Regions from separate parts of the Mus musculus genome. Here region 1 is linked to region 2. A link is a loop called in an ENCODE intact Hi-C map of the cell type or tissue named here. Cell type or tissue: left cerebral cortex. All regions are shown on one strand.

Region 1 (2,500 bases), 860 kb after region 2:
GGCTTCTCACATCGCACTCTGGGGGTCATAGACCTGCCCCATCTTTTCAAGTTACTCGCACATGTCTTTCACCTCTCCCTCTTATTGGAAAGAAGAGACATTGCATTCTTTGTTTATTTTTGTTTGTTTGTTTTTTGAGTCAGGGTTTCTCTGTGTAGCCCTGGCTGTCCTGGACCTCATTCTGTAGACCAGGCTGGCCTCGAACTCAGAAATCCTCCAGTCTCTGCCTCCCAAGTGTTGGGATCAAAGGCGTGTGCCGCCACTGCCCAGCTGAGACATTGCATTCTTAACTCAATTTGCTTTTCCATGTAACAAAGCAGTGCTTATCTCTAGCTCAACGGTCAAAAATAAAGGTAAGGAATTAACAGTAGCGTTTAACTCCAGCATGCCCATGGGAGAACTATGCCCTGTGATTTCACACCCTGATCTTGGTTAAACAAAGGGAAACCGGGGGAAATCAATAGAACGTCACTTTTTGTTTAATTGTGTGGAATTCTTTCACAGAAAGTTGACTGACGCCTTTGCATTTCGGGACAGTGCAGGATTTACGGCCATCCTCTGTGTTTCTCTGGTAGCTCCGCAGACTTCCCTTCTACTTTATGGGGTCTCTGGTGGTCTCAGATAGGGGACCTCTTTCTTTTCAGTCTTCCTTCTGTACTGTCAAGGCTGGCCTTCAGTGGGAAACAGAGGACACACATCAGGAACAACTAGAATATCAGAACAGTGACTTCAAAAGAAGGGTATTGTTTTTGTAGAGAGGCCATACAACACTGAGAATCAAAGGGCATCCTGTCGGAGGCCCACTCCTTCCTGGACCCTGGAAAGGGCACATCCTTTGGGAGCCGGGGTACTCATTTCCTTATTATTATTATTTTTATTTTTAATTTTAAGGACCATTATTTTAGTTGGGAGATCTGTTGTGCTGCTCAGAGGACTATGAATCCCGAACTCAGGCCATCCTCCTGTCTCAGCCTTCAAGCTCTGAGGCTATAGGCATGTAGAACTGTGGTCCGTTTCCTTTGGCTCTTAGGCTCACAAGTCGTTTCCTCTCCTGGGCTCACTGGCTTCCTCTGTAAAACCGTGGCACCCACAGGAGCCTTGTGAGAAAGTTGGTTATGCATAGGTACAGTCTGTCGGGCATGCAGGGTGGTGCCAGTGCACGGGGAGTGTGCTCACACTGACTGTGGTCTACACTGCATTGCTTGAGCACTGTGCATTTGAAATTCCCGCTTGCAATCCCTACAGGAGGCTCATGGCTTGTAAGCCAGGGCACTCTTCACCCTTAGTTACACTTATGTTGTGGGCTACGTGCTCCCTCTAGTGGCAGAACTGAGCAGCACCACAATCAAAACAGTTCCGCCTACTGGAGCCCCAGAGACATGGTTCACAGACTGCCACTTAGACATTCTAGAGAAGATGACAACACCTTAGAGAATGTCACGGTGAAGGAATTTGTTAGAACGGAGTCTCACGGGAGAAGATTTGAGGGTTTTACACTCCTGCATATATCTTAGACCTTAAAACTTCATTCGTTTTTTCCTTCCCTTTTTATTCTAATGACCCTTATCTTTGCAAGGGTATTATTCTCATCTTCCAACATGGATTTCTTACACTCTCCTGTGAGCTAGTTAAGCCTCATAGTCCTGTTAAAATACACGTCATTTATCTGATTCGTTCAGATATGTGGAAGTTGAGGACTGAATTAGAATTCACGGATTCATTAACTGTCTTCTAACCCCAAAGATATGGGAAGAATCTCTTTGCAAAGATTACAGGATTTAACATTAATGGGATTCAAATCTGTGGTTAAACTGAAATGAGAATCTTGCTTCGGGAGTGGATCGGGCAAGGGTGCTTCTATTTGAAGCTTCTAAAAATGTGATGGTAGCCCAGTCAGTGCCAAGAACTGTCAATTTAGGTTAAATGCTCCCTGTCACTGTGTGGGTGATGTGCGAGGAGATACAATATTAAGTTGATGTATTTAAAATGTTTCTCTTCTACATGGAGTGGGGGTGGGGAATGCATTCCTTTGAGCCACCATGAGACTATTCCCACATCTGCCAGTACAAACAACTGGGGATAAACAAACGAACCAACAAACACCCCCCCCCCCCCGCAAAATTGGGAAAGGGCTGGAGAGATGACCCAGTGGATTAGAGTGCTTACTGTTGTGTTTTGTTTTAATCTCACGTACCTAACCTGGCCATTGCTCCTGTTTCCTGAACCTCTCTTTCTCCCTTTCACTGATTGGCTAGTCCAGAAAGTGACGTGGAGCTCCCACCAATGGGATGAGATATCCCACCTTTGTCAGGGATAAAAGACTGAAGCCATCTTGGCCAAGGACTCTCGCTAGCCTGGTTTGGGTCATAGTGTGCTCCCCCTACCTGCTTTTTTAAACAAACAAGAAACGAGTTCACGGATTTGTTCCTGTGTTCCTGTGTCCCTGTGCTCCCTTGTGTGACACCGAGATTGTTTTTTGTTTGTTTCTAATGCTATGTGA
Region 2 (2,500 bases):
AATGGCTGATGCGTGACTAACGCAGTGAATATAAAGCAGCTTTCTCTACCCCTGAGGGCTGGGCTGAGGACCAGAGCATGTGGACAGTTCCTGCACAAAGAAAGTCATCTCCCCTCCAAGGCCAGCCTGCATCTTCCTACCTTGAGCCTCCACAGTTTGAGAATATCTGCCTACTAATTATTCTTTTGCTCAAGGGCACCTGCTGTTTGTCAGCTTCAAGCTGGGAAAATCCAAGCCAGTATATGCCACAGAAATGAAATTTTTAATTAAGATTACTTTCTCTTCCTGGAAGAAATGTTCCCCTACCCAGCACTGTGCAGCTGGGTTTTCTCTGGGTGGTGACACCAGACACTCTTTCCTGTAAGAGTGGGCATTGGTATGGCGTATACCTGAGCAGGCCAGTGCCGCCCACCCCAGGCCTGGGGCAGAGGTTTCTTTGGCCCCTGCACCCATCTCATAGGTTGTGAGCTGTATCATTTTAACTTGAAACATTGGTAGAACTACCATCTGTTAGGATGTGGGCCTCCTGGGGAACTGTGACAACCGCTCCTGAATGTCACTTGCAGAAGAGGAAGTAACCCAGCCTGGGTCCAAGGGCTTCATGGGCATAAAGGAGTGCCCTGATAATGCCCACGCTAGGTATCTCAGGGCAGGAGAAGGTGTCACCCTGCCTTGCCTTGCAGGCTGTCAGTCAGGGCTCTGTGCCTCATGCTGTCATATTCCCGGAAGACGCAGAGCACAGCACCTTTATAATCTCAATCCTCCAGCATCCTGTGTTTTCTACTCAGCTACTAAACAGCAATCTGCTGTAAAAATGGAACCTCTTAGTTAAAAATCCCAGCTGAGAGGATAAGCAAAATACATGGTGGCACCTCTGCACGGTCTGCCCACTGCTTCCACCCCAGCGGAGGCACGGAGCTTGTGTAGCCTGGCACCAATCTGCAGTGCTGAAAGCAACTGCAGCACAACTTCCGAGACCACAGGCAGAGCCCGCCACTCTCCCAGAAGCAAACAGTGAACCGTATGTATGTCCTGATGGGTTCTGAAAGACTCGCTGAGAAATACTCCATAAAAGGCCCATTGGAGATTCAGTGACATCACCAGGGCTGCATTTCCAAGCAGGATGAGGGTCCCACAGCGATGACCTAAAGGGCCACCTGTCTGTCTCGGGTGCTGCATGAGGGTAGAAACAATGACATCCCTGTGGGCATGGGAAGGGAAATGCTTCACAGAACAAAGAAGTGCTTCTTCAGACCTGAGCATCCTCACCAGCAAGAACTGGCTAAGGTGCCCTTGACAACGAGGTGCCTGCTGATGCAGCCACAAGAGGGCGCCCACCACAGCAGAGCGCCTGGCCATCCTCAAACCACAGATGAGCCCTAGAGCTCAAGTGAGCTTTAAGAAAGTCACATTTAGAAGACCCTACACTGTCTCTTTAAATGCTAATACTTGCTAGACACACTGATGCTTACCTTAGAAAACCATATTCCAGAAAATAAGGTTTTGGTAGCAACAATTCTCAATTACTATTGGCTGATAAAAATATGTGGACCGATCCAGGCACGGTGGCACAAGCCTGTATAATTCTAGCCCTTGGGAGGCTGAAGAAGAACGATGGTGAATTAAAAGCCAGCCTGGGCTACATGGTGAGTTTCATGGCAGCCGAGATTACATATAAGATGCTGTCTTAAAAAGCCCAAGCCAACCAAACTAAACCCATGCAGGCCCTGTCAACCTGCAGCACCTTCAACTCCCAGGAAGTTTATCAGGAAGATGAGGATCAATGCCTCCTGGTTCCCAGCCATCTCTTGTGCTGCTGGGAGGTTGAAGCACTCCACCCCGCTGTTGCTCTGACTTAAATGGACACATGAGGCCAGAGGCTACAACAGTTGGGACAGATATACAGAAGGCTCTCCGAGACAGCGCTGGCTTCGAATCCCAGCTCTACCCGACTGTAGATGGCTTCTGGGTAAACTCTTCATGTCTCAAACCTTACCTGTGACACAGGCTGACAACAGGGCCTCCCCGTCATGGAATAATTGTGAGGACAGAAGGCCATAATTACATGGAACCTGCAGGCAGAGCATGCCCAGTGGAGTATATGCTTCATAAACACCTCGTGAAAACACTGCGGCCTTGTTAACTGGCATTAAATCTAAAACCAGAGGGGTCAGCGCCCGAGTTTCTTGCCAGAAGTATCTGAAACTGGCCAACCTGTACGAAAAGGTCCTGTTAATGGCACTGGCACCCACCCCTGTGCCACTCATTAGGTATTTGCAGAGCACTCTATATACTGTACAGGTTACAGAAGCTATGAAACAGAGCAGACAGGCCAAGCAGCTACTGCAGAGCTAGTCTTACGGAACCCCAGAGGCTGAGAGGACAGCTGTCCTCCCGAAGTGGATAACCCCACTGGGGGCCATTGCTGAGACACACCAGTGTCCTGGAGGAAGTGGCTTACTTCCATCTCAGGTGTGAGACACAGAAGTCCTTATCCCAT

Evidence for each region. Hi-C counts contacts between places; a loop is a spot of excess contacts. Peaks named below come from ENCODE experiments on the same cell type or tissue, not always from the same donor. Only the 100,000 strongest peaks of a DNase experiment are listed, where the experiment ranks them.
Region 1: it touches region 2 in a loop (2.3-fold over the local background); 3 of 42 quality-filtered maps call a loop at or near these places.

What each region holds. Positions count from the first base shown.
Region 1 is chr1:88,744,237-88,746,736 of GRCm38, reverse strand. No RefSeq gene overlaps it. Among named protein-coding and RNA genes, the nearest start is that of Platr5, 9.4 kb to the left of the region's middle. In left cerebral cortex, a CTCF peak has its summit at 1,346 (motif pointing left); a DNase peak (open chromatin) is centred at 1,321.
Region 2 is chr1:89,605,596-89,608,095 of GRCm38, reverse strand. All of the region lies in intron 2 of Agap1 (ArfGAP with GTPase domain, ankyrin repeat and PH domain 1), which reads right to left. Among named protein-coding and RNA genes, the nearest start is that of Gm41914, 26 kb to the right of the region's middle. In left cerebral cortex, a CTCF peak has its summit at 1,320 (motif pointing right); DNase peaks (open chromatin) are centred at 583 and 1,291; H3K27ac peaks cover 955 bases.